Regions from separate parts of the Homo sapiens genome. Here region 1 is linked to region 2. A link is a loop called in an ENCODE intact Hi-C map of the cell type or tissue named here. Cell type or tissue: OCI-LY7. All regions are shown on one strand. Each heading gives the region's core, and the rest is flanking DNA. Links, peaks and the distances in the headings are about the cores only.

Region 1 (14,772 bases), core at 2,272-10,271, 85 kb after region 2:
ACAGTCATACAAACACACAGTCACTGACACACACACACACACACACACACACACACAATTCCATTCATTCATTTGTTCATTCGTTTACTCCATAAACATTCACTTGGACTATGGGCCCAGCCTGTGCTGGGCTCCAGGGATCAGAGGAACAGGTGTCAGGGCTGCTTACCCCACAGACCCCCCTTCCACAAGCAGGCGCTCTCTCCCAGCAATTAGGACATGGTGGGAGAAGTCCTGGGATTGGGGTTAGCTCAATCGCCCCTGGTTGGGTCGTGGGGGTAGGGTCGGAGGGGATTAGGGAAGGCTTCCTGTAGGAGCTAGTCAGGCAAAGTGGGGAGAGACAATGAGGACAAGGACAAGTATTCCAGAAGGCTGGAACAGCATGGGCAAAGGCCCTGTAGCAGGAATGAGTTTCGTGAGCTGAAGGAATAGGAAGGTGCCTGGTGGGAATGGGGGAGGGAGAGGGGCCAGGAGACAGGAGGTGAGCAGGGGACAGAGCACTCGGGGCTTTGAAGCACACAGTGAGCAGGAGGAAGGCACAGGAAGGATGGGGACCAAGATAAGCCCAGAAACAGGTGCACACACACAGCATCTCTGCCCTGACATCCCTGCAGGGGTACTTCCCTTTACCCAGCAGAGAACAGATTCTACTTGCCCGGTAAAGACACACCCACATTTGTGGATGCAAAGTTTGGTTCTCATACCTGTTGCTCCCTTCCTCCCTCCTTTCACCACACTGTGCCCTAAGAAAGAGTGCACATATGCGCGCGTGCGCGCACACACACACACACACCCCGCCTTCTTCCTCCAGCCCAGCGGCACCAACCTCAGATGGACCCCCAGTGCTTCCTCCCAAATACCCTCTTCCCCCAACCTGACCTTTTCCCAGCCAAAGGTCTTCTGAACATTCCCCAGCTCCTGAGCTGAAAGGCTTCTTACAGCCCAGAGAGGGAGAGACAGCAGCCTGGGGTCACACAGAAAATCAATCTGTGGGTTTGGGGTGGTGTCAGGGAATGTATCAAGGGGCCAGCATGAGCACTGGGAGGACAGTGGAGGGGAGTCAGTGGAGGGGGGAGCTACAGCTGACCCCTCCCCCAGGCAGGCTCCCCACCCCCAGCTCTGAGCCCATCTGGACCAGAATAGGAGCATCCTGAATCCTGCCGTCTCCATAGGAACCAAGGCCTCAGCCACCCACCAGCCCACCCACCCCCATCAGGCCTCCAGGGGCTGAGAGCTGTCCCTCGGCCTGCGGGGGTGGGAGCCAAGCAGGGCGCAGCCTGATATCCCCCTGCGAGACTCACTGACACCCCAAACATCCTCACACCTTCACATGTGTCCACACCGGTGCCTTTGTGACCAAATCAGCTGGCATTGGTGTTCACATGCATGTGCAGGGCAGCCATGTGCACGTGCATGTACATGCACCCTACACTGGTACACACACGTGAGCCTGTGCCCTGCACAGCCACGAGGACATACACACGTGGTCACAGGCACTCACACTAGCCCCGCAACATCCCCCACCCCCTGCAACTCACAAGCAGGCCCAGCTGGGCGGGTGCACACACAGACACACATGCACATGCCCACGCGCACAGACATCCCCAGTGCCCGCAGCACCCGGCAGGCCCGGAACCAACCAGTCCAGCCAAGCGTGAGATGCCCGCCCCCAGGGAGGCCACTGTAGGAGGCACAGGCTGGCAGCGCTGAGTCAGCCCCAGGGAGCCAGCAGGGACAGCATTAGGTCCAGAGGGGGAAGGCAGGGCTGGTCGGGGAGAGGAGCTGGCAGTCCCAGCTGGACACAAATCACCCACCTGCAGGCCCGCGAGTCCCCCTCAGGGTAAGCACTCCTTTAAATGTGAATTCTTGGTCCCAGATTCCCCAGGTCTAGAAAGAGACCCCTCCCTTCCTCCTCTCCCCCGTGTCGCCACCCCTCACCTGGCCACCACCTCGTCGTCCACTTTCACTAGGCAGTAGGGGTCGCTGCTCCCAGACCTGCAGAAGGAGGGAGTTCAGGGAGGAAGCAGGTTGAGAGGGCAGCCATGAGTGGAGGGTCCCAGTCATGACACAGGCAGGGGAGTCGGAGGCACAGACAGAGAAGGGGACTTGCCCAGGGTCACACAGCAAGTCCAGCTCAGAAGTAGAACCTTAGGGGACCAGCAGGAGATGTCACAGCTGCCCAGGCCACCACATCTGTGCACTCTGGGCTTCCACCCATAGAAATAGAACAGGGAGGCCTGAGGCCAGCAGGTTCTGAGTCCTGGCCTCGAAAAGCCCAAAGCAGAGGCCCAGAGCGTGTGTGGGGGGGGTGGGGGGGTCTTGAATGCCTGGCTTCACCACCCTCTGGCTGTGCCATCCCAGAGAGTCCCCTTCCCTCTCTGGGCCTCAGTTTCTCTGCTCTATAAATCAGGTGTGATGCTCACATACACCTCCTAGGGGGCTGGAGGAACTCAAATGCTGGGCCGGATCATGGTCTGGCCCCCAGCTCTCCCCTGCAGGGGCTTTAATGCTGTGTCCCCAGCTTTTCATTTCAATGGGAGCTTCCCTGGGAAGGGGACTCCCCATTCCTCAGCCCTCCATGGGGACAGACTCAGCAGACCCTCCCTACAGGCAAAGACCAGGGAACCCAGGCTTCAAAATCAACCCTCGAAATCTCTTAAGATGTGCTGCACCCCCTTAAGTAGCTATGAGTCATCTGCCAATTCAGGCCAGCTGCATCCCCCCTTCATAATAACAGTCACCAGCAAATCCCAAGCTGTCTAACAGGTCCCTCACTTCCTCCTCCATCCCATCATACAGGGCTTCTTTGTCTTTCATCAGGCCCCAGGCCAGCCTCAGGGCCTTTGCACCTGCTGTTCCCTTTGCCTAAGACACTTTAGCCCTGATACTGCCATGGCTGGCTCCTTCCTGCCATTCAAGTCTCAGTCCAAAGTCACCTCCTTGAGAGGCTGTCCCTGGCCACCACTGTCCTATCTAAAATGACCTCCACCTAAAATCATCTTCTTTCTTCTTCTTCTTCTTCTTTTTTTTTTTTTTTTTTTTTGAGACAGAGTCTCACCGTATCACCCAGGCTGGAGTGCAGTGGCGCGATCTTGGTTCACTGCAATCTCTGCCTCCCAAGTTCAAGCGATTCTCCTGCCTCAGCCTCCTGAGTAGCTGGGATTACAGGCACACACCACCACACCTGGCTAATTTTTTGCATTTTTAGTAGAGACAGGGTTTCACCATGCTGGCCAGGCTGGACTCCAACTCCTGGCCTCCAGTAATCCACCCGCCTCGGCCTCCCAAAGTGTTGGGATTACAGGCGTGAGCCACCACAGCCGGCCTCCCTTATTTCTCTATGCGTTTAGTATTGTCTCCCCACCTCCCTGCCACTTCCAAACTGTGAACTCCCTGGGGAGAGTCTGTGTCCCCCACTTCCCCACCCCTGGCCCCCACATCTGGCATGCATTTGGCCCTCTAGAGCTATTTCTGAATGACTGGGTTTATGGAGTGCTCTCTCTGGAGCACGGAGTAACAGTGGAGATAGGACTGGGACCCAGGTTTGTGGGCTCACACTCATGTTCTGAAACCAATGCCCCCTCTACCTATTCAAATGGCCCTCTCCCTCGATGCCCCAGCACCACTCCCTTGATCTCTGCCACCTTCTGTCTCTCCAGTTTGTATAGATCCACAAATGCCTCTGGGATGCCAGGAAAGAGGGACATTGGCGCTAAGAGTTGCCTCCAACCTGAACCTATCTTGCTGGATGAGCCCTTCCCTGTGCCTCGGTTTCCCTCTCTGGACTCCTTCCCTCATCCCCCTCTGGCTGGACACTCCAATGCCTCCATTTCCCTACCTGGCTTCTATCCCTGAACACTTTAGACAGACAGTGTCTTCGTGATCCTCTGTGGATCCTACATCTGAATCCCCTTCTGTGGAGTGCCCCAAGCCTCAGTTTCCTCTTCTGGCTCCATCCCAAATCCATTGGAGCCTCAGTTTCCCCATCTGGGCTTCACCTTCAGACTCCTGTGGCTGGTAATGTCCTGTGTCTCAGTTTCCTTCCCTGGGTTCTCCACCCCTAAGCTTCCTTTATGCAGGCTCCCACCCCTCAGTTTCCCCAACTACAGATGTGGGGTCAGATGGGCTGGGATCCCACTAGCCGAGGGCTGGGAGACACACCCCCTCCTGCAGACCCAGCCTGACCTCCAGGCCCTCCTGGGAGCCGAGCTCAGCACTAGTCAGCTGCAGGGCTCTGACGCATGAGGGCCTTATCAGACTCCTATCAGGGAGGGCAACGGTGGCAAGAGGGGGTGGCTGCTTCCAGACCCCTGATCTCTCCAGACTTGTGGCCTCTCCCACGGCCCCTGACTCAGCTCAGTCTTGGGAAAGCAGGCCCCTCAGCCATTGCCTGCCCAGTCTGGTTTGGGCATGGAGTAGTCAGAGTTCAAATCGCAGCTGGGTGACCTTAGGCAAGTGACTGCCTCTCTGGTCCTCAGTTTCCCCATTTGTAAAATAAGAGACGCCAATAGAACTATATGAAGTGTTAAGCACAGGGCCTGTCCATACTAAGCCCTCAGTGACTGACTGCTACTATTTCTAATAGTAAAAACTCTAAAATTACCTGAAGAGGCCTCCTCCCGGGCCAGAATGGACCCCCCTCAAACCTGGCAATGCTTTAGGCAGAATCTGGGCCCTTTCCCTTAGGAGAAGAGGGAAAGAACACACCCCACCTAAGGGCTCCCATGGCATGGAGCTCCCAGCAGCCTCCAGGAAGAGCCCCTTTGAAGAAGGGTGCTGACAGCTAGGGAAACTGAGGCAGGGTGGCCAGAACCCCCCCTGCCAGCTGGGGCTAAGTGACTCCTCCCCACCCTTGCTCTAGGGCATGACCTATTTCATAGCTCACTGGCCCAGGAATTGGGGGCAGGAAGTTTGGCCAAGAGCTGCAGGAACCAGGCATGACTCAAGTCCCTTCTCCAGAAGAGCAGCAGGTTACCGTAAGCCAGTGTCCAGGTGCAGGGGTGACACCCATCGCCCCCTCATGACCTCTCACCCAGGGCTGGTGGAGGGGCCAGAGCTCAGTGAGTGAGAACCCCGTTTCTGGAAAGAACTCCTTTCACCACCTAGCAGCTGCCAGGCATCCAGCCTGGCCTCAATGCCCTAACAGTGTAGGCCGTCTCATTCCCAGGGCCTCTGAGGGGACATCTTAGAAAGAGTCTGGTGGGGGGGCTTGTCCAGCCACTGAACTGTCAGAGCACACACTCTGCTTCTCATTCAGGGTGTGTATATTTGGAGTAGCCAATGAGGATGAAGGGTGGCAAAAATTGCTCTCAACAGCTGCCCCCTTGACGCAGCTGCAGTGTTTTGGGGGTTGGGAATGTCATAAAATCAGGCAGGAAAGTCCTCTCTGGGAGCCCACACCTTGGGGAATCAGCACAGAGCTAAGACTGAATCTTGACACAGGTGAAGGCTCCCAATCCATGCTCCTGCTCACCTGGGCCACAGGGGAACTCCTAACAGGTCCTCCACCCTCCCAGCTGGATGGGAGACCCCAGGCAACCAGATGGGGACTCCGGTCCAGAGCTCTCATTGCCCAAATGGGAAACCAAGGCCCAGAGAGAAGCAGGTTCAAGGTCACACAACAAATGTCCTCCAGAGGATCCCACACCTGTCGCAGGTGCTAAGGCCCTCAGAGCCCCTTCTGGGCACTATGCCAAGCAGGAGGGGGAACCCGCCCCCCATATTCTGCTGATTCAGCAGCTGCTGACTCAGCCCTGGGGGAAGCATAGCTTGGGACTAGTAGTGAAGGGAGCCGTAGGGTCCCCCAGTCCCATTGCACCTGGCTGGGGAGGGGGTCGCAGCAAGGAATTGGCTCTTCAAGCAGCTCAGCACCCGGGGAAGGCCCACACGAGGCTGGGAGCCACAAGACTGGGGAGCTCAGGGCTTGGGGTCAAAAGGACCCTGGAGGGCCACCTGGTGACACTCTGCAAACCTAAGCACCAGATCCACACAGGATGTTAGGGCTCATCTGATCCCAGGCCCTCTCCAAGGGTCCTCCCCAGGGTTCCCTTGCTAGGCCCCCACCCACGCCTGGAGGAGCCACCTCCAACATCTGCCTGGACTAAGGAAGAGACCCCCCGCTTTCTCCCCTCCCAGATCTGACAGAATATGGCCCTCTAATCCCCTCTTCAGCTCTGGACGACCCCCTTTAGTACATCCCGGGAACAAAGACACCCCCTCCCCTGCCCGGGGGTGAGGCGGGGCATCTGCTAACTCTAGGCGCCCCCCTCCCACCGGGACAGCCATGGGCATGCGGCCTCTCGCCCCTTTAAAGCGGAACTGCCCCAAGACCAGTCTTGGACAAGAACCCCTCGCCCTCCTGCCAACCCGCCCTGGCACGCGGAAAGGGCGACGTCGGCCCCACCCCAGGCCTTGCGCGCCCCTCACCCAGAAGCGCCCGAGGAGTACTCACACGTCCTTGGCAGGCAGCGCGCGGCCCTCCACCACGCGAACATTCAGGGAGCTGCTCTTGGCCATGGCGCCTAGCCACAAACTTTCCAGGCAGAAGGGCGCTCAGGTTCCGAGGCTGGACCAGGGGACGTCTACATGTCACCTGCTTCAAGCCTGGCTCCCTGCCTCGTGGTCCCAGTGCCGCCTGTCCGAGACCCGGGTAGCTGGATGGGAGATTTCCGAAAGAGGAGAAGGTGTAGGTGCCCGGGGAGGGAGCGCCCGTCCGGACTCTACAGGTAGGAGCCGTGCTCCGAGCAGGAGGAGCGCGCAGGGGGCGCAGCGGGCTCTTGCCGAGGCGTCTGGAGCTCCAGACAAGCAGGCTGGGCGGGCAGGGGGCGGGAGGGGCGGCCCAGGGACCTCCCCACAATCCCGCCTCCAATGGGGTCCCCCACCTGACCCCGGGCCCCCTCGCGCGCCCTCTACCGGCACCCCAGTCATGCGCGCCAGAGCGCACGGGCGGCGGAGACAAGGGTGCACCGCCAGGTGGGGAGGGGCCCCCGTCCTGATGGGCGTGGCCGCTGGCTCCTGGTGAGTTGGCATTGGGCTTAAAAGACATGGTCTGTGCCCCCGCCTGTCCCTCATCCAACATATTCACACCTCTCCGCCCCCACCCCTCCTTGCCTACCATGCAGACACCTGCCTCCTCTCTCCAACCTCCGCGCCCCCCGGTCCAGGAGCAAGTATTAGTGGTGGGTGGGAGGCGTCGCCAGAGAGAGGGTCGCATGTTCCCTGGGGGTCCGTTCAGAGTCAAGGGAGGGGCCTTGAACATCCCCTTCCATCTCGTTCTAGTTTCCAGTTAAACACAGAACCCAGACTCTGCTCTAACGTCACGGGCTGGCACTGCGGGGGAGGAAGCCGCGGCCAGATGGGGGAGGGGAAGGCTTGAAGATAACCACTACAGCGATGATAAAAAGTCATCTACAGTTGTTTGAACACTTCATGGGTGCCAGGCACTGTTCTAAGCGCTTTACTGGGATTAGCTCATTTTTGTCTCCAGATGTGCACTACACACTACTCCACTGTTACCCCATTATCCGCAGTTTATGGATAAAGAAACTGAGGTTCAGAGGGATTAAATAACTTGGCAGAGGTCTCACAGTCAGTAACTGATTTGCCTTCCAGGGGTTCGAATCCTGGCTCTGCCATTTGGTAGCTGTCTGGACTTGGGTAAGCCATTCAACCTCTCTGTGCTTTGGTTTGGTTTTCTCATCTGTTGAGTGAGGATGACATTGCATTTCAGTCACAGGATTTTGAAAGAATTAAAAGAGTTAATGAAGATAAAAGTCTCAGGACAGTGACAAGTACCTAATACACGTCCAGAAAGTGTTTGATATTCTGATTGTTGTCCTTTGAGGCGTGGGCCACGCGTCACCTCTCCTGGGAAGGCTTCCAGGATGCCCTTCCACTCCGGTAGAGATTTTCTTTCCTTTCTCTCTGCTCCAGTGGCTCCAGGTTTGTACATTTTTCTGATTTTAAATGAGATAATATGACAGGCAGGGCCTGTCCCAGAACAGATCCGTTCGCACACTTATTTCTCCCTGTGAATTCATTGTTGACCTGCCCAAGACCTCTTAGAAAGGCCAGGCACCAATGGGAGTGCCCCTGCAGACTGAGTGCGGGAGCCAACGCCCAGACCGGTGAGACCAGGAGTGCCCTTCCTGGATCCGTCAGCAGCCCAATGGTCTGCTTCCCAGTCTCCCTTCTTGACTCCCCACCCAGCAACCCAGACAGGCTGATGAGGAACTCAGAGCCCTGGAATTCCTTCCCCAGCTGGTGGCTGCCTGGTGAGTCTCTGACCCACCAGAGATGGGGTCTCAGTTAATCCCATCTGGGAAATGGACCTAGCAGAACAGGCTCCAAGGCTTAGAAGTATTGCAACATCCTCAGCGGGGCATGAGGGGTAATCCAGGGTTAGATCCAGAACAGTAATAGCCCCAAAGGAGTCATCCCACTGTGATTTTTTTTTTTTTTTTTGCCCAGCTGGAGGGCAGGGCTCGATCTTGGCTCACTGCAACTTCCACTCCTGGGTTCAAGTGATTCTCCTGCTTCAGCCTCCTGAGTAGCTGGGACTACAGGCACCCACTACTATGCCCGGTTAATTTTTGTATTTTTAGTAGATTTTTATAGTTTGTATTTTTATATCACCATGTTGGCCAGGCTGGTCTTGAACTCCTGATCTCAAGCAATCCACCCACCTCAGCCTCCCAAAGTGCTGGGATTATAGGCGTGAGCCACCATGCCTGGCCCACTGTGATCTTTATCAGTTACCCCAGATTCTCTCCAAAGAAAATATACCACCTAAGGTGGTGGGGGGAATGGTACTTAAGGTATTTGCTATGTAACTGAAGCTTTAAGACGGGAATCCTGCCCCCCGCCCCACACCGCCCCCCACCACACACATTTAGTGGAAGCTACTGTTTGAGCCTTTTTCTTCTGTGAGCCTGCAAAGACCGCAGACAGGCCTCCAGACCCCCAGGACCCCTTTTGGAACCCCCTGATGATGGAACCTAAGGGGCCTGTTCCTCCAGCCCCCATGGGATGCCAGCCAAACTGCCACGCAGCCATCTTGGCCCATCTTCCAGAGCTAAGCAGGAAGTCATATACCCAAACACCCTTCCCCAGCTCCCCACGGGGAAATACCAAGGATATAGACTGTGCCAGCTGGGCCTCCAGCAAGCCAGCGCTGTTACCTGTCCAATATCTGGAGGGTGACCCCAAAATTTGCCTGGGGCAATGGCCACAGTCCCCAAACTTTGCACATGGCCCGGCCATTTCCTGTTGTTCTGAGAATCTCTGACCTGAAACTAGCAGGGAGTTGGAGGTTGCCTAGGGCAGTCCATGCCAAGGGACCGAAGCGGAAAAGGCAGACCAGAGAGAGTGTGTGACCTGCGCGGGACCATCCAGCTAGGCAGGGAGAGGGCAGGCTGGTGATTCTCCCAGGGTTATTATGAGAGTTAATCTCGAGGGCAGCGTAAGGCACTTAGCATCATTCCTGGCACATAGTAGGTGCTCAAGAAATGGCCAAACCCCAACCCCAAGCTCCTTAAAGGTAAATTCATAACCATCTCTTGCAATACCCATGCGATACACACAGCAGGTGTTTCATAAAGACTTAAGTGGGAAGAAATGCTGAGCTCAGGGTTTACCAGAAGAGGGTTTAGCATCAGGCTGACCTAGGATTGAACCCTGGCACCTGTACTTCCAAGCCAAGTGTTCTTGGGCAAGTGAGTTACTCTCTCAGTGCCTCAGTTTCTTCATCTGTAAAGTGGGGATACTAATAGAATCCACCTCTAGGATGAGCATGAGGCTGGAAAAGAAATAAGTGCCAGGTGTTTAGCACAGCCTGGCATACTACAAGCACTCAATAAATGTCATGGCCATTGTGGGACGTCCTGTGCCTGATACTGAGCCCCATTTGGTGGCTTAGCTCTGAGGCTGGGTCCTGGGGACATTGCCCAGGTAGAATGCAGGCCCAGCCCCAGATTCCAGACATGGATGAAGGCCCACACTTCAGTAGCCAGGGCAGTTCCAGATCGCTGAGCTGGGGGAATCTGAGGATTTTCATCCTGGCTGAGAAATCTGATAGACAGCTTCCAAGATCAGGGCTCCGGCCTCCCCTGTGGGCCCTCTGTCCAGGACAGGCTGAGTCTTTGCTTGATCTGAGATGCTGAGCCCTCTGACCAGGACTGGCTGAGTCTCCACTTGATCTGAGATGCTGGGCCTGTGGCCCAGGGAGGGCTCACAGGCATGGAGGAGAGAGGGCTCCTCATCCCAGAAGAGGAATCGGGCCTGGGCATGGTGGGGGCGTCCTGGAGCCCGCTCCCATCGGCACTGGATTCGACTGTGCACATAACTTTCCAACTCCATGTTTAGCCACATCACATGGGAACTTGAAATTGACTAGGGTAGGATTTACAGTATGGAAACTGGCAAATGCTACATTTGTTTTTGAGAGTCAGTTTACCAATACACTACTGGGCACAGGAATCCCCAGTCACATAGCTCTCTAGACACCGTTCCTGAATTCAACACCCTTAAGACTTTTCTCGTATCCTCCCAATCTGCTCCCCCAACACACACTGCCTTTGCTCGATCAGTCATTTCCCTCAAGAAGGCCTTTACAGGGCCAGACATGGTGGCTTACCCCTGTAATCCCAACACTTTGGGAGGCCAAGGTGGGAGGATCGCTGAGGCAAGGAGTTTGAGACCAGCCTGAGCAACATAGCAAGACCTCGTTGCTACAGAAAATTTTAAAATTAACCAGGTATGATGGCTTGCACCTGTAGTCCCAGCTACTCAGGAGGCTGAGGCAGGAGGATGGCTTGAGCCCAGGAGTTCAAGGCTGCAGTAAGCTATGATAGCATCACTGCACTCCAGCCTGGGCAACATAGCAAGACACCGTATCTTAAAAATAAATAAATAGGCTGGGTGTGGTGGCTCACACCTGTAAACCTAGCATTTTGGGAGGCCGAGGCAGGAGGATCACTTGAGCTCAGGAGTTTGAGATCAGCCTGGGCAGCATAGTGAGGCCTCATCTCTATTATAGAATTCTTTTTAATTAAATAAGTAAATAAGGCTGGGCATGGTGGCTCACACCTGTAATCCCAGCATTTTGGGAGGCCGAGAGGGACAGATCACTTGAGCTCAGGAGTCAGAGACTAGCCTGGGCAACATGGCGAAACCCCGTCTCTACTAAAAATATAAAAATTAGCCAGGCGTGGTGGCATGTGCCTGTAATCCCAGCTACTTGGAAGGCTAAGGCACAAGAATTACTTGAACCTTGGAGACATAGGTTTCAGTGAGCCGAGATTGCACCAATGCACTCCAGCCTGGGTGACAGAGCGAGACTTTCTCAAAAACAAATAAATAAATAAGTAAAAGTCCTCCCAATAGGTTAATAAAGATTATAAGAGATGGTGGTGGGGGGAAGTAAAGCACAGGCATCAGTGTAAATGAATACTGCATGGCTCTTTCAAAAATGTTCTCAAGGAAGATTTAATGACAAGAAAATACTAAAAAAGCATAAATGGTGAGGAAAAGGTATATACAACCATATACACAGTATGAGTCTGAGGCCATAGAATATTCTGTGTATGAATATATAAGATCTTTTGTTGAATAAACGTGTATTGAGCACCTACAATGTACTAGATGGTAGGGATATAGCGAGGTTCAAGTGAAGGATAAGATGGCCCCGCGCTGCTCTCCTGGGGCTCTCAGTAAAATAGGAAAGCAGACAAAAGTAACACAGCTCAATAATAAACTCCCAGAGAGTAAAGAACGATGCGAGGATGATGGAGCAGACATGGGGGTACAGCTGGAGCTGGAGGGATTCCTTACACAAAATAGCATGTACTTTTTTTTTTTTTTTTTTTTTTTTGAGGTGAAGCCTTGCTCTGTCACCCAGGCTAAAGTGCAGTGGCACGATCTCGGCTCACTCTGTTGCAGCCTGGGTGGCTGGAGTGATCTTGGCTCACAGGGAGGTGGAGTGGCACCTCTGCCTTCCAGGTTCAAGTGATCCTCCCACCTCAGCCTTCCAAGTAGCTAGGATTATAGGCATGTGCCACCACGCCCAGCTAATTTTTTGTGTTGTTGTTTTTGTTGTTGTTGAGACAGACTTTCACTCTGTCGCCCAGGCCAGAGTGCAGTGGGGCAATCTCGGCTCACTGCAGCCTCTGCCTCCTGGGTTCAAGCAATTCTCCTGACTCAGCCTCCCAAGTAGCTGGGATTACAGGGGTCCGCCAACACACCTGGCTAATTTTTGTTTTTGGTTTCGGTTTGTTTGTTTGTTTTTTTTTTTTGAGACCGAGTCTCGCTCTGTCGCCCAGGCTGGAGTGCAGTGGCGGGATCTCGGCTCACTGCAACCTCCAACTCCTGGGTTCATGCCATACTCCTGCCTCAACCTCCTGAGTAGCTGGGACTACAGGCGCCCACTGCCACGCTTGGCTAATTTTTTGTATTTTTAGTAGAGACAGGGTTTCACCGTGTTAGCCAGGATGGTCTCGATCTCCTGACCCCGTGATCCACCCTCCTCGGCTTCCCAAATTGTAATTTTTGTATTTTTAGTAGAGACGGGGTTTCACCATGTTGGCCAGGGTGGTCTTGAACTCCTGACCCCAGGTGACCCTCCTGCTTCGGCCTCCCAAAGTGCTGGGGTTACAGGCGTGAGCCACCACACCCAACCCCATGTGCTTCTTTTATCATCAGAAAAGGATTCGTGGTCCCTCCGGCTTCTAAAGGAACCACTGTCCCAAGCCATGTGCTCCACAGGCCATGTGGCAAGAGGGGGTGGCTGCTTCCAGACCCCTGATCTCTCCAGACTTGTGGCCTCTCCCACGGCCCCAAGTACAGGTGAGTGGCTCTCACCTCTAATCCCAGCACTTTGTGAGGCTGAGGCAGGAGGATTGCTTGAGCCCAGGAGTTTGAGACCAGCCTGGGCAACATAGCAAGACCCTGTCTCTACAAAAAATAAAAATAAAAAATTCGTTGGGTGTGGTGGCACACACCTGTAGCCTCAGCTACTCCAGAGGCTAAGGCAGGAAGATCTCTTGAGCCCAGGAGTTTGAGACCAGCCTGGGCAATGTAGTGAGACCCCGTCTCCATACATAAATAAATGGAATAGTTGTCCTTTATTTGTATTTCCACAGTCTCTGAGAAGCCCTTACAGAGGAGTGGGGAGGCAGAGATGCTCCCCCAACCCCAGGCCCCAGAGGCACCGCTGTGTGACCTTGGTCTCTTGTTCCCTTATTTCGTGGCAATTTACATGCTTCTCTTACCTTCTAAATGTCAGGGACAGTGTCTGATTCATGTTGAGCCTCCCACACAGCTAGGCACATAAGAAAGACTCACGACACGCACACCGGGCTAAACAGAATTCAGTTCCCCTGGAGGGCTGGAACCCGGCCTCTCTTCATGTGATAACAGTCACATTATTTTTTACTTCCTCCCTCCCTACAGTGCCTAGGAGGGCAGCTTCGTCATTGCCAATTTACCACCTGCCCAGTGTACCTACACCTTCAAACCAGGAGGCCTGTGTCCCCTCCTGGGGAGTGGCACCTTCCATTCTGAGGCCAAGACCAGGGCAAAGCAGACACGGGCCCTGGCCTAGGCTGGGGTGATGGGTTGTTCTTTGTCTCAGGAACACAAAGCCCTGTTTGTGATTGCTGGGCACGATTCTGGGCAGGGAGCCACGTGGGACAGGAGGCAGCGGTGGCAGGAGTGGGCAGGAATTCCCAAACCCCCTCCTGCGGGCTGGCTGCCGAGGTTCCCTCCTCCCAGGGCCTGAAAACAAGGTGTCTGTCTTTCAGTCGGCACCCCCACTTCCTCCTGCCTCAGCCCCACTCCCCAGAGTTCTCCCCGCACCCCACCTTGGAATGGAGAAGTAGAAATGGGGAAGGCACGGAAGCGTGAGATGGGCGGGTTGGGGGATATTTCCAGAGCTTGTAGGTTTTCAGCCAAGGGCAAGGCCGGCTGAGCTGTGTCCTGCTGTCACTCAGCGTCCCCACCCTCCAGGAGGTAGGGGCAGAGGCATGAAGGAGGCTGAGCTGGCAAGACACTGGGACTCCCACCCCGAAGCATGGCGGGAGGGCTTGGGAACAGCACCCCATTGAACAGAGAGGAATGCTGAGGCCTGGGTAGGCAAGGGTATTAGCTGGCTGCAGAGCTGAAGCCACAGCCCCAGCCTTCTAAGAGAAGTGGTTTGTGCAAGGACTTTCTTCCCTTCCTTAAGCCATGAGCAGCTCCAGGAGAGGGAAGTTGAATGATTTTTTTTTTTGAGATGGAGTCTCTCTCTGTCACCCAGCCTGGAGTGCAGTGGCATGATCTCGGCTCACTGCAACCTCCTGGGCTTATCCCTTCCTCAAGGAGGCCTCCCTGCCCCTGTGCATGCTCTCTAGGCCTCTCCTCCTAACCCATCACATATCTGTAGGGTGATTTGATTGCTCTGACTTCTCCACTGGCCTGTAAGCCCGGGAAGTCAGGTTTTGTCTTGTCCCCTGCTATATCCTTAGCATTGAGCACAGTGTCTGGCATAGGGTAAGATGCTCAATAAATATTTGCAAAAACCACTTCTAAAAGAACATAATGGCTGGGTGCGGTGGCTCATGCCTATCATCCCAACACTTTGGGAGGCTGAGATGGGTGGATTACCTGAGGTTGGGAGTTTGAGACCAGCCTGACCAACATGAAGAAACCCCCTCTCTACTAAAAATACAAAAAATTAGCCGGGCGTGGTGGCACATGCCTGTAATCCCAGCTACTCGGGAGGCTGAGACAGGAGAATCA
Region 2 (14,772 bases), core at 2,612-10,611:
CAGCCAGGCTTATACCTGTAATCCCAACGCTTTGGGAGGTCAAGGCAGGAGGATTGCTTGAGGCCAGAAGTTCCAGACCAGCCTGAGCAATATAGCCACACCCCATCTCTACAAACAAACAAAAAAATTAATTAGCTGGATGTGACGGTGCATGCCTGTAGGTCCCAGCTACTTGGGAGGCTGAGACAGGAGGATCGCTTGAACCTAGGAACTGGAGGCTGCAGTGAGCTATAATGATGCCACTGTACTCCAGCATGGACAACAGAATGAGGCCCTGTCTCTAAAGAGAAAGAGAGAGAGAGAGAGAGAGAGAGAGATGGGTCAGGAAACGAAAAGACCTTTTCAATCTTCCTTCTTCCCTTTTGCTCTGGATGCTGCTGTTTGAGGTTGTGATTTCTGGAGCTTCAGCAGCCATCTTGTGACCTTGAGATGACAATGCTAATTCTGAAATATCAACATGTCAGGGATGGAAAGCAGAAGAACTTTGATGGCTGGGATGGTTAGTTTTAAAAGTCAACTCGGATAGGCTGTAGGGCCCAGATGTTTGGTAATCATCAGTCTAGACGTTGGTGTAAAGGTATTTTTAGATATGAAACAGTAGAGTTTGAGTACAGCGATTATCCTCCATAGCATGGGTGGGTTCAGCCAATGAGTTAAAGCCTTAGGAGAAAAAGACCAAGGTCCCCGCAGGGAGAAGAAATTATCTCTCCAGACTGCTTATGACTCAAGCTGAAGCATCAGCTCTTCCCTGGGTCTCCAGCCTGTCCTGCAGATTTGGACTTGCCAGCCTCTGAAATCATGTAATTCAATTCCTAGAGAGGAGGGAGGGAGAGAGGGAGGGAGAAAGGAAGGAAGGAAGAAAGGGAGGGAAGAGAAGGGAATGGAAGGGAAGGGAAGGGAAGGGAAGGGAAGGGAAGGGAAGGGAGGGAGTGTGGGAAAAAGAAAAGAAGGAAAGAAGGAGGGAAGGAGGGAGGGAGGAAGGAAGGAAAGGAAGGGAAGGGAGGGAGTGTGGGAAAAAGAAAGGAAAGAAGGAGGGAAGGAGGGAGGGAGGAAGGAAGGGAAGGGAAGGGAGGGAGGGAAGGATGGAGGGGGGAAAAGGAAGGAGGAGGGGGAGTGGGGGAAGGAGGGAGGAAGGAAAGAAGGAAAGGGGAAAGAGGAAGAAAGGAAAGAATGGAGGAAGCAAGGGAGGGAGAAAGGAAAGAAGAAAGGAGGAAGAAGGAAGGAAGGAAGGAAGCTACAGAGAGAGAGAGATACACATTTTATTGGTTCTGATTCTCTGGAAAACCCTGACCCATATAATGGCTTTGGGATGGGATGGCGGGGGGATGCTCCTGACCTAAGGACTCCTCATGAAGAATAAGAGTGTCCTCATGGTCTAAGCCTCTCTAAGTTGGGTTTTCTGTTATTTGCAGCCCAAGCATCCTGGTTAGTGCACCTGCTCTATCATTTCTATTGCTGCTTGAAAAGCCACCCCAAAACTAAGTGACTAAAGGCAACAACCAGGTATTATCTCTCATAAATCTACAGGTCAGCCAAGCAGGTGTGCCAGTCTTAGCTGGGCTCACTTATGCCTCTGCCTCGACAGGCATGTTGGTTGAGATAGATGGTCTAGCACCATCTATGTGCTAGGCATGATCCTGGATTTTTTATTTATTTATTTTGCTATCAATAAAGGACACTATTGGGACAATTGGCAAAATACAAATAACAGCTATAGATTAGGTCATTGTATTTTGATTACCTGATTGTGATCATTGTACTGTGGTCAGGTAAAAGAATTTCCTTATATTAGGGAATACATATATTGAAGCACTAGGGGGTATAGTGGTATAGTGTATGCAGTTCATCCTCAAATGTTTCAGAAAATTTTATATATCCATGTATTGTGTTTGTGTGTGTGTGTGTGTGTGTGTGTGTGTATACAGAGAGAGAGAGAGAAAAGAAGCAGGAGGAGGAGGAAGAAGAAGAGGAGGAGGAAGAAGAGGAGGAGGAGAAGGGGGAGGAGGAGGAAGAGGAAGAAATCAAATATAAGGTTAACATTTGAGGAATCCAGGTGAAAGGTATAAAGAATTTATTGTACTCTTTGTAAGTTCTCTATAAGCTCCCAAATTAATTTAAAATAAAATTTTTAACAAAAAAAAAAAAAAAAAGGAAAGGAGCCAGGGTTCAAACTTGATTTGGGGCTTTCCGTAGGAGACCAGGGTTACACACTGACTCCTAGGGTCCCAGAGTTCATCTCAGGTCAATCTGAGGCTCTCTCAAACTCAACTAAAACATCCTCAACAAAAACAGCATGAGGATGAAGCCCTTTAGCCAGGAGAATTATGGCGGTGATGCTTTCACTGAAGCAAAGGTTGTCGCCCTCATTTTTACTTTGGGGGAATTTAGATTTTGGTAGGTAGGATTTTCTTTAGCCATCAGTGCCCATAGGAAGGCAGAATAGGATATTGGGTTAGAATCCTGGTTGTACCATTTAGTTGCCATATGACTTTGAACAAACAAATTGAGTTTTCCATGTCTCGGTTTCCTCATCTGTAAAATGAAGAACTTAATAGTAGACATCACATAGGGTTGTTATGGATTAAATCCATTAAAATGTCTGTAAGGAGCTGGGGACAGTGCCAGTCACAGGAGTAATGCTCTGTAATTGCTACTTGTCATCATCACCACCATCATCACCAAGATTAATAGGATTTCCATTAGGATTCTTGACTTTAGAGTCAAGAAATCCAACTTGGAGCCAGTGATGCATGCAGCACTTACTCATTGGTGACACTGAGTTAGTTACTTGTCCCATCAAACCACAGTGTCCTTATCTGTAAAATGGGAATGATACTAACCACTGGGCATGTGACATATTCAGCCTGGTGTTGGGCACACAGGAGGCCTCATTGGTGGCTGGGAGAAAAACTACCTGGAAAACCCACTCAGATGGCTACTATTATTTTAATAAAAGAAAAGAAAGAAAATAACAAGTGTTGGTGAGGATGTAGAAACATTGGAACCCTGTGTACTCTCGGTGGGCCTGTAAAATGCTCTGGGAACAGTATGACAGTTCCTCAAAAATTAAAAATAGAATTACTATATTGTATTCACTCTGGCTGCCATAAGAAAATATCAGGCCGGGTGTGGTGGCTCACACCTGTAATCCCGGCACTTTGGGGGGCCAAGGTGAGTGGATCACCTGAGGTGAGGAGTTCAAGACCAGCCTGGCCAACATGGCAAAACCCTATCTCTACTAAAAATACAAAAAATTAGCCGGGCGTGTTGGCGTGCACCCGTAGTCCCAGCTACCTGATAGGCTGAGGTAGGAGAATCGCTTGAACCCGGGGGGTGGAGGTTGCAGTGAACCAAGGTTGCACCACTTCACTCCAGCCTGGGAGACAAAGCAAGGCTGTCAAAAAATAAAGAAAGAAAGAGAGAGAGGGAGGGAGGGAGGGAGGGAGGAAGGAAGGAAGGAAGGAAGGAAGGAAGGAAGGAAGGAAGGAGAAAGAAGGACAGAGAGAGAAAGAAAGAAAGAAAGAAAGAAAGAAAGAAAGAAAGAAAGAAAGAAAGAAAGAAAAGAAAAGAAAAGAGAAAAGAAAATATCATAGACTGGTGGCTTAAACAACAGAAATTTACTTCCGACAGTTCTGGAGGCTGGAAGTTTGGGATCAGGGTGCCAGCATGGTCTGGTTCTTGTGAGACCCCCATCCCTGGCTTACAGGCTGCTGTCTTCTTGATACTCCCTCACACAGCCATTCCTCATTGCCTGTATGCACAGGGAAGGAGAAAGAGAGATCCCTGTCTCTCCTCTTCTTATAAGGCTACCCATTTTTATCAAGTTAGTACTCCATCCTTATGACCCCTTTTGATTTTTTTTTCTTTTGAAAAGGAGTCTCACTCTGTCACCCAGGCTGGAGTGCAGTGGCGCGATCTTGGCTCACTGCAACCTCTCTCTCCAGGGTTCAAGGGATTCTCTTGCCTCAGCCTCCGGAGAAGCTGGCACTACAGGAGCGTGCCACCACACCTGGCTAATTTTTGTATTTTTAGTAGAGACGAGGTTTCACCATGTTGGTCCAGCCTGGTCTCGAATCCTGACCTCAAGTGATCTATCCATCTCTGCCTCCCAAAGTGCTGAGATTACAGGCGTGAGCCACAGCGCCCAGCCCCTTATGATCTTAATTACCTCCTAAAAGCCCTATCTCCAAATACAGTCACATTGCAGGTGAGGGCTTCAACATATGAAAAGGGGAGCGGGGAGTTCAGTCTAGCACATATGATCCAGCAATCTCGCTTCTGGGGATACACCCAAAAGAAGTGACAACAAAGTCTGGAAGAGATATTTGTACACCCATACTCATAACAGCTCTATTCACAATGACCAACAGGTAGAAGCAACTCAAGGGTCCACTGACAGATGAACAGATAACAAATAGATAACAAAATGTGGTCTATACCTACAGTGGAATATGCTTCGCCCTAAATAGGAAGAGAATCCCGACACAGCTACAACATGGGGAAACCTTGAGGACATTACGCTCAGTGAAATAAGCCAGGCACAAAAAGGCAAACACTGCATGCTTCCACTTATAGGAGGTACTGGACTAGTCAAGTTCTTAGAGACAGAAAGTAGAACAGTGGGTGCTACAGCCTGGAGGGAGGGGAAAATGGGAAAATTCTTGTTTAAAGGGTACAGTTTCAGTTTTGCAAGATGAAAAAGTACAGAAATCGGTTGTAAGACAATGTGTATATGCTTAACACTTAGCTTAGATAGAATTGAGATGGTAAATTTTATGGTATGCATGTTTACTGCAACAAAAAAATTAAAAATAAATTATCTGGAAATGTCTCCAGCATTAGAACGAGGGACCAAAATAGACCACTAGGGGGCGTTCTATACACACGCTCCCATTTCATTTCCCGGCCCTGCCTGCTGGACTCAGGCGGTTGATTTGTACAGGGAGGAAAAGGTCTAGGGTTCCTCTCTCTTTTCTGCTCCCCCCACCCTTCCCCAAATGAACCAGCTCTGCATAAGCAACACACACACACACACACACACACACACACACACAAACACACCTCCCCCCAACTCCCTCTCTTAGTCCCCTAGCCACACTAAACTTCCACCACACCCCAGGCCACACTAACTCTAAACCCCGTTCTTTCTCTGGGTTCCTTCTCTCCACGTTGGAGACACAGCGAATTCCAGATTGAGTGTTCCCACTTCGCCTGGCTGCTCATAGGCCTTCTCGATGGCCCAGGAGCTGGGGAAGAGAGGACAGGAGGCAAGGACCCACCCACCCACACTATAAAGGAGAGAAACTGTGGTCCCCAAAGACAAAGGGACACCACAATGGAAATAGATCAGACACCTCATATCCCAGGTGCAAGAGCTCCGAGGTCAGCCAGACCTGGGGTTTTCAGGCTCAAATACTCACTGTGTATGCCACAACCTCTACTGCCTCAGTTTCCCCACCTGTAAAATCTGTAATAATGCCTGTCAGAGTTGTTGGGAGGATTAAAAGAGCATAATAAGGTGGCTCAGGGTTGTAATCCCAGCACTTTGGGATGCCGAGGTGGATCACTTAAGGTCAGGAGTTTGAGAACAGCCTGGCCAACATGGTGAAACCCTGTCTCTACTAAACATACAAAAATTAGCCAGGCATGGTGGCTCATGCCTGTAATCCCAGCTACTTGGGAGGCTGAGGCAAGAGAATCACTTGAACCTGGGTGGAGGAAGTTGCAGTGAGCTGAGATCATGCCACTGCACTCCAGTCTGAGTGACAGAGCGAGACCCTGTCTCAAAAGAAAAGAAGAGTGTAATAAAATCCCTGTACCTAGAAATCACTCCATGAATGGGCTAACTGCTATTCCATACCCCTTAGCCGATGCCGCCTGGGTCCCCTTCCATCTCCCAGGGGCTTCTGCTGTGCGAGCACCAACCCTCCAGTTTGCAGTTTCTCTTAAGAAATCTTTCTTGAAGAAACTCACACCATGATCTTCTGGCCACAGGGCCAGTGATTTCACCAGGTAGGACTCACTGGCTTACAAGTAATAGAAACCCCATTAAACCACCTCAAGGAAACTGGGGTGCCTCATGGAACCTAAGGAAAAGTTGAATAGCCAGTCGCTGGGAAGAACCCCTTGGGAAACGCAGGAAACATTCTCCCTCTCTTCTCCCCCGTGTCTCCATCTCTCTCCCTCCCTACGCCTGCTTCTCACATGGCTGCACTCACTTCCTCCAGCCCACTGACCTCCCTGCCATTCCTACAGCATGTCAAGCACCCTGCCACCTAGCGGCCTTCGTACCTGCTGTGCCCTCTACCCAGTACCCTCTTCCTCAGATCTCCCCTTATTCGCTACTCTCCTTCAAGTCATGGCTCAGATGTCACCTGGGTAGTACCTTCCCTGACAAGCTGATTAAAGTTGCAACCCCAGTCTGGACAACATGGCCAAACCCCGTCTCTACAAAATATACAAAAATTAGCCAGGTGTGGTGGTGCACACCTGTAGTCCTAGCTACTTGGGAGGCTGAGATGGAAGGGTCAATTGAGCAAGTGAGGTTGAGGCTGCAGTGAGTTGTGATTGTGCCTCTGCACTCCAGCCTGGGCAACAGAGCAAGACCCTGTCTCAAAAACAGAAAAAACGGCAATCATATCTCCACCCTGAGCACGATCTGGATGATCTAGCCCCTCCCTGCTTACTCGCTTATTTCTTTAATCTTGGTCCACAAAAAAGGGGGTTAATAATGCTCTCATCAGCTTTTAATTAACTGGTTAATTTTAAGAATGGCTGGGCACAGTGGCTCACACCTGTAATCCCGGCACTTTGGGAGGCCAAGGCAGGAGGATCACTTGAGCCCAGGAGTTCAAGACCAGCCTGGGCAACAAAGGGAGACCTTGTCTCTACAAAAATAAAATGAAATAATTAAGTATGGTGGTACATTTCCGTAGCCCCAGCTGAGGCAGGAGAATTGCTTGAGCCCAGGAACTGGAGGCTGCAGAGTGCTGTGATCGCACCACTGCACTGAAACCTGAGCGATCGAGCGAGACCCTGTCTCTTGAAAAAGAAGAAGAATGTAATAAACACCTGTGAAACCACTACCCAAACAAAAGCTAGGATCTTGACAGTGATTTACATCTTACCATATGGCCCCCCAACCTGTGGCGCCACGTTGCCCTCTTAATCCTCATCCTAAATCCTGTATTTATTCTTCCCTTGTTTCCCTTCATACAGTTTATTATCGCATATGTGTGCCCATAATTTTAGTTGCCGTTGACTTTATAAAAAGGGAATCATGTTTATGTAACAGGACATTTTTCATTGAATATTCTATTTCAAAGATCCATCCATATTACGGCGTGTGGCTGTATAGTTCCTTCGTATTGAGTGCTGCGTAATATTTCATCGTGGGAATTAAACCATAATTTATTCATTTGTTCTCTCCAGATGGGCATTTGGGTTATTTCCCAGCTTTGACCACTGTGAACAGAGCTGCTATAAACATCCTTCTATGGGACTCCTGCTGTGAATGGGCAAGAATTTCTCCAAGGTCCATACTCCAGAGTAGAATTGCTGGACCATGGGGTGTATATGTGCTTAACTATCAGAGATAAAGCCGGGCTGTTTTCCAACATGGTTGCACCAAGTCACGTCCCCACCAGTAATGTCTAAGAGGGCTTAATTTTTCTCCACTGCACTTACATTACAAGATGCACTCTATATTTGTGCATTTATTTACTTTTTCTCTCCTGCCACCTAGAAGGTCAGCTTCTAGGAGAGCAAGCGTTTTATGTCTTTTATTCATCATTGTATCTTCAGTGCCTAGAATGGTATCTGGCACATAGCAGGTGCTCAGTAAACATCATCTGATTAGATGAATAAATGGATGGCTCTAAATGGGCCCTAAAAGCTCGCAATATCACATATGATTAGCCCAACTACCTAGAGACAGGTTGACAACCATCTCTCAGTTTTAATCCCTTAAATCCAGGGAAAGAACCATTGGCCAAAGCCTACAAATACCTGGACCCCCCAGCCAACTACATCAGTTTCTGAGGGTGGGGCTTGGACATGGGTAATTTGTATGCACTCTGCAGGAGATTCTCACATGAATCCAGGGTGGGACCCAGTGCTCTGGGGTGGGGAGGGCGTTCATCTCACCATCTCGCCCATAGATGCTCAAGCTGCTTTCAACTCCGGCTGTATGTGAATTTCAGAGCAAGACCCTGGGATGAATCTGTGCTCACCTGGAACCAGCCTCTGCCTGGTGATGGGGAGACACTGCTCCCAGGAACCATGACCTGCACACATGGCCACGAGAGCAGTGCCCACCTTAACCTTGGGCCTGCAGACCCTCCTCGCTAAGCAAAGCCGGCTGTGGATGTCACCCTTCTGAGGCTTCTCCAATTCTACTGCCCATTCTCAGCAGGCAGCAAAAGACCTTTCACCACTCGCACCCCACCAGTGTCCTACAGGCCCAAGGAACACTCTGACTTCCAGGGGCCCCATTTCAGTCCCCAGAGACACCCAAACAGTCCTTCTCACTCTGTTTCCTGTTTTCCACTTAAACTTTTTCTCAACTGCTGAAGGGGAGGTCACAGCTGGTCTGCACAGAAGAATGTAGAGGGCTGGAGAGAAGGGCTCAAAAAAGCCTAACTCACTCGGCTCCACAGGCTGGGGACAGGGGTGGCATGTGTCTCCCAGGGCTCATACCCTAATGCACATGCCCCTAATACGGTCTTCAGTGTTACTCATCTTGTTTTGTGTCCCCTTCCAGACTCTCCTGTACCTAGACCAGGGCTGGACATACAGTAGGTACTCAATAAAGTCTAGTTAATTCCAGGCTCTTTCCAACACAAATCAAATCACATCAAATTTTTAGTAATTCCCATGACTCTTAGAATAAAATTGCAAACCCACACTGGGTCTTATAAGGCCCTGCATGGTAGCTCTGCCTCTTCTGGCCCCAGGCTCACCCCTCTTCTTTCTCAGTGGTTACTTGGTCTCCTTTCTGTTGCTTTAACACACCAAGCGCTTTCCCACCTCTGGGCCTTTGCACATCCCTGTTTCCTCTGATTTAATCATTCCCCCTCCTACCCCACTCAGCCACATTAAGACCTATGAATCCTTCAGGGAGTGGCTGAAACATCAACTCCTCTGAAAAGCCCTCCCTGATTCCTTAGACCTGATAAGACCCCTGTTAGATGTCCTCACGATATCCTGTACTTTTCCCTCATAGTCTTTGCAAAAGTTTGGAATTAGACTTTGTGTGATTCTTGATTCATGTCCGACTTCCTCACTAGACTCTGAGACCCAGGAGGGCAGGGACCATGCTGCTGGTGTCAGCTCTCTATCTCAGCACGTAGCCCAGTGCCTGGCACATAGGAGGGCATCTGGTATTTTTTGGATGAATGGATGGATGGATGGATGGATGAATAAGTGGATAAGAGGAAGGAAGGGGCCGGGTGCGGTGACTCATGCCTGTAATCCCAGCACTTCGGGAGGCCAAGGCAGGTGGATCATGAGGTCAGGAGATCAAGACCATCCTGGCCAACATGGTGAAACCCCATCTCTACTAAAAATATAAAAATTAGCTGGGCGTGGTGGCACGTGCCTCTAATTGCAGCTACTTGGGAGGCTGAGGCAGGAGAATCACTTGAACCAGGGAGTCAGAGGTTTCAGTGAGCTGAGATTGCGCCACTGTGCTCCAGCCTGGTGACAGAGCAAGATTCCATCTTAAAAAAATAAAAATAAAAAGAGGAAGGAAGGAAGGAAGGGAGAGATGGAGGAAGGGAAGCAAGGAAGGTGGGAAATTTCATACATGAATGTATAGATGAATGGATGAATAAATGGATAGATGGATTGATGGATGGATGATGGGTGGGTGGGTGTATGGATGAATGGATGATGGATGAGTGGGTGGATGGGTGAATGACTGGATGGATGGGTGGGTGGGTGGGTGGGTGGGTGGATGGATGGGTGGAATGGATGGATGGAGGATGGGTGGATAGATGAATGGATAGACGGGTGGATGGATAAGTGGATGGTGGATGGCAGAACAAAAAAAATGAGTTGGTCTCTTTCTGCCATCTTTCTGAGCTGCTATAATGGTGCATGTGAACGTCCTGGCCAGTGTTCTCAATAGCATCAACATGCTGAGAAGAGAAGCAAATACCAGGTTGTTTTAGGTTGTGTTCCAAAATCATCATCTAGTTTCTAAGTGTGATGATGAAGTTTAGTTTACATCAGTGAATTTGCAATCATCAATAATCACAGAGCTAGAAAAATCACTGTGGACCTCACAGGCAGGTTAAACAAGTGTACAGTGACAAGCCCCAGTTTGATGTGCAACTCAAAGATCTAGAAAAATGGTACCCCTATCCCCTTTGGTTTCATTGTCCTGACAACCTCAGCTGGTATCAGGGATTGCAAGGAAGCAAGACAAAAATACACAGGAGGGAAAATCCTGGGATTGTTTTTCTAGGGATGTAATAAATTCATATGAATAAAATGCCTCAATGGACCAAAAAAAAAAAAACAGTTCATGATTGATTGCTTTTGCTTTTGTCCTATTGACTTCCCCATTGGTATCTGAGCCATCCCTCCCATGAATTGTGGGCTCCTTGGTGGCCAAATTCCTTCCCTCTCCTTGGAATTCTTTTCTCCCCAAGTTCCCTGGGAGCAGAGTGTTGCATTCCCAGATGTTCCAAACCCAGTTGAGAGGGGCCATTAAGGGCCACTCTGCACCAGATCCTCAGCTGGGTGCCATCCAGTAGTCACTCAACAAACACAGAGGCAGCATGGTGCTATGGGAGGTGCAAAAGCATTTGGGACTCAGACCCTAGCTCTGCCACTTACTCCTTGTGGGAACTTGGGTAAGCTACTTAGCCTTTCTGAGCTTCAGGAGGTTTTTTGTTTCCTTGTGTAAAATGAGGACAACATTACCTTCCTTGTGGGGCAGTTATGAAGAGTAGTAAGTATTATTTAAGTGCCTGGCACATAATAGGCACTCAGTAAATGACACCCTTATGTAATGGGGCACCAGCCACACCACACCAAGATGAATATGATGGCTATCTCACTCTAGCAGGGACAGATTTCATTTAAGAGGCTAATTGTGATACAGGGTGTCATGTCAAGGTATGGGCAAAGGAACACAGAGGAAGATGGGGTGAATTCAGGAAAGGCTTCCTGGAGGAGGTGACATTTAATCAGACCTTAAATAGCATTCGACAGGAAGTCCAGAGACACGAGTTCTTCTTTCCAATTTGCTGCTAAATCACCATGCGACCTTGAGCCAATCTCTTCTCCACTGTGGGATCCCCAGATCCTTCTACAACATAAGCTGGTTGAGCACCTGCTCTGAATCCGTTCAGTCACAGTCTCCTGTGAGAAGAATCTGCTGACAGCCAGAGCCCTTCTTCCCAGACATACAAGACACACAATGCCTAGACACACAAGTTTGCCTGTAATGGGAGAGGGGGACTTCATGGACCCCAGAAGGCCATCCAGGGACCCTAGGCTAAAATCCCAGAACTCAGTGATCCTGTGGGAGTATCGTCAGACTTGGCCCTGCCCTATGCAAAGCCTCTCTCTTTAGTCTACAGCAGGTGAAAGCAAGCAGAATCATTGACCCAATCTGAAAAAGCCCATCCAACACTGGGCTGCAGGTCAGAGCAGGGGCCTGGGGAGGGGAGGTCCCTCCAGCTGGCCGGAGAGCCAGAGCTGGATTCTGGGAAAGCACCCCTGAGCAGCCTGCCCCTGACCCTGCCTAGTGTATCCCCATCTGCCCCGGGGAGGCAGGCGTGGGCTGCTCTGGGCAGGCGCCCAAACAGGCCACTGACCCCCGTCAGCCACCCAGGCTGGAGTTCCCGGACGCATCCTTCATCTTCCCCAATCTAAACACCCCCAGGCCCCAGGTGGTCCACCCCCCTCCCAGCCAATGTGTGTCTCAGCCGCATCCAGCTTGCTGGAGGACAGGGGGACTGGCCATCCCGTTAACACTTGAGCCGCTGCCATTTCCAGCCTTCCCTTCCATCCAACCAATGCTCACCCACCATTTATTGAGCACCAGTTGTTTGCAGGTGGCTGTGAATGACATGGCAGAGGGCCTGCCCTTCTCTTCCTCCAGGATCTCACCTCCTGGCCAGGGTCCCCTCCCCTGGTCCCACCCCTCTCACCTGGAGCAGGTGGGTGCTTTGGGGGAAGTGGGCTCAGGGCTGGGAACTGGGTACTGGCAGGAGATTCAGATCGGGGTTGGTGTCTGGGCATCGCTCTAAGCTTTTGTGATCCTGGGCCTGGCTCTTACTCTCTCTGGCTTCAGTCTCCTCATCTGTACTCTTCAGATTCCACGGTTCCAACTGAGTCTGAATCAGGCCTTGTCAGCACCCTCCCACCCCCAGGAATAGTTAGAGGAGGAAAGGAGGCTAGCTCTGAATGCTTCAAGATCTTTCTTTAGACAGTCTCTGGATCTTATTCATTCATTCAAGCATTTATTGAGCACCTATTCAGTGCCAGGCCCTGGACTGGGAGACTGGAAATAAAGATGACAAAGATTCAAGCCGGTGACTCCTAAACATCCCACTCCCTGCCTCACGCTCTGCTTGGGGTCAGAAGGCCCCTTGGGGTCTCGGGAGGGCCTGGCCGAGGATTTGGGGCGCCCCGAGACTCGCGTGTCAGCGCCGGTGGCGCTCAGGGCCGAGATCTGTCTCCTCCCCTTCCTCCTCCTCCGCCCCCTCCCCTCTCCCTCCCGGAGCACGGCCGAGGCCTCCTCCCACCCGCGAGATCCCGGCGGCCGCCAGCCGGCTCCTGCGTCCGTCCGTCGGCCGGGCAGTCTGTCCACGCGCGGAAAGCTCGGCGCGGCGGCCGAGGGGCCTGGGAGGGAACGGGCGCGGAGGCGGGACCGCGGCTCCCTCCCACTCCGGGGGGAGCCCAGGAGGCGGCGGTGCTGGAGCGCGAGCCGGAGCCGGAGCCGGAGACGAAGAGAGGCGGTGAGAACGCGGGTGCTTAGGGACCCCACCCCCGGCTCCCGCTGGGGGCCCGCGAGCGGCTCGGGGACGTCTGGGCTGGGGAAGCGGGGCTGTTACCCCCAGGGCGGGAGGCAGAGACGATCCAGCTCCTGGCTTCGCCCCCTCCGCGACGCGACCCCCGAGGGGCCCTGGGCCGCGCCTGCAGCGCCGCGCATCCCCGTGCTTCCCGGCGCACCCCAGCGCACCCGGCATCCCCCCGGCAGGGCGAGGGCCCCGGGGGAAGGGAAGGCTCCGGGAGCCAAGGAGGGCGCCCCCCAGGCGGAGAGTCTCGGAAAACCGCGCCCCCGGCCCCTGCCTTCCCTCCAGGCCTGCCCCAAGGGAAAGCGGGCGGGGCGACCCCGTACGCCCCCCTTGCTGTCCCCCTTCGGTTCCCCATTGTTCTCAGCCGAATGCTCTCCTGGGAAGGGGGGAGGGGGTGCTGCGCTCTCCTCTTAAAGGGCCCTCTCCCCTCTTGTCTCCTGGCAGGTCGCGAGCACGAGTGGGGTGGGGCGTGCCCACGGGCCCCCGCCCCCCTCGTCCCCCTCGTCCCCCAGCCCAGCTCCGGAGCCGCAGTCCAGGCGCGCCGCCCGAGGGTCCACGCCGCACCCCTCCCCCGTGCGTTCTGCGGCCACCCAGGCCTTCCAGGACACCGTGGAGAGGGAACAAGGGGGCAGGGACGCCCCCTTCGGCAGGAGCCGTCGGAGAAGGGGGCCCAGACCGGAGGGAGGCGAGAAGCCCCACTGAAGCCGGGCGCAGGGTCTGGGACGCAGTTGGGAGTGCAAAGGGCTGGCTGAGAGCCGCAGGAGCAGCAGGCTGTGGCCCAGGCCTCCTGGGTGACAGGCCCTGTCTGGCGGGGAAGAGGGACCAAGAGACAACACGGAAGAGGCTGGACCTCGAACAGGGGCGGCTGCCTCACTCCCTACCTGAGCCAGCCGAGGGGGCCAAGGACTTTAGAGCTGTTTCCTCCGGCATAAGAGAGACACTTGCTTTCCAGGGCAGCACCCTTTATCGGAGAAGGCTCTACAGGGAAGGGGTCTTTGCAGCCTGGATGGCCATCCCACATTCCTTTAACGGAGGTCTCTAGGCCTCAGAGAGAACCCAGAGTTAGAAAGGAGGCCAGACGGTCCTTGCTGTCCCCCTGGGGAGAGAGGAAGTTGCCGCCTGCTGCCAGGCCCAGGAGGAGCTGGGCCTGCAATAGTGGGGGACCTGGCCCCTGAGGCAGTGGCGGCCATGTCACGGCCAGGCCACGGTGGGCTGATGCCTGTGAATGGTCTGGGCTTCCCACCGCAGAACGTGGCCCGGGTGGTGGTGTGGGAGTGGCTGAATGAGCACAGCCGCTGGCGGCCCTACACGGCCACCGTGTGCCACCACATTGAGAACGTGCTGAAGGAGGACGCTCGCGGTTCCGTGGTCCTGGGGCAGGTGGACGCCCAGCTTGTGCCCTACATCATCGACCTGCAGTCCATGCACCAGTTTCGCCAGGACACAGGTGAGCAGACACCCACCCCATGCCACCCGCCCCGCCGAGCCATCACTACCTTGCAGCGTAGGATGCTGAAAATCCCAGTAAATCTGCTGATGCCAAATCCCTTCCCCATCTCCCTGCCTCACCTCCAGAAAAACAGGGCAGTCTAACCTTGTCCAGTTTAAGACTTGGATTCCAATGCAGCCTCTGAGCAAGCTGTAGGGCCTTGAGCAAGTTGCATCATCTCTCTGAGCCTCAGTTTCCTCATCTGCAAAATGGGTAGATCAATATCTCTCACAGCTGAGTGAGGATTAA

What was found. Hi-C counts contacts between places; a loop is a spot of excess contacts. Peaks named below come from ENCODE experiments on the same cell type or tissue, not always from the same donor. Only the 100,000 strongest peaks of a DNase experiment are listed, where the experiment ranks them.
Region 1: it touches region 2 in a loop (5-fold over the local background); 3 of 110 quality-filtered maps call a loop at or near these places.

The regions. Positions count from the first base shown.
Region 1 is chr12:113,128,947-113,143,718 of GRCh38, forward strand. It overlaps RASAL1 (RAS protein activator like 1), which reads right to left and starts at 6,815. Exons shown (of 21, transcript NM_001301202.2): 1 at 6,452-6,815; 2 at 1,939-1,995. The coding sequence starts at 6,516. RefSeq lists a silencer at 6,802-6,941. In OCI-LY7, for the core only: CTCF peaks have their summits at 6,925 (motif pointing left) and 7,143; DNase peaks (open chromatin) are centred at 5,705, 5,945, 6,845, 7,355 and 2 weaker places; H3K4me3 peaks cover 4,833 bases; H3K27ac peaks cover 6,394 bases.
Region 2 is chr12:113,043,971-113,058,742 of GRCh38, forward strand. DTX1 (deltex E3 ubiquitin ligase 1) reads left to right here and starts at 12,760. Exons shown (of 10, transcript NM_004416.3): 1 at 12,760-12,974; 2 at 13,479-14,481. The coding sequence starts at 14,223. It also overlaps the pseudogene RPS15AP32. RefSeq lists a silencer at 4,839-4,958 and enhancers at 6,027-6,196, 13,998-14,772. In OCI-LY7, for the core only: CTCF peaks have their summits at 4,838 (motif pointing right), 6,318 (motif pointing left) and 6,518; DNase peaks (open chromatin) are centred at 4,921, 6,281, 7,021, 8,551 and 5 weaker places; H3K4me3 peaks cover 4,029 bases; H3K27ac peaks cover 7,022 bases.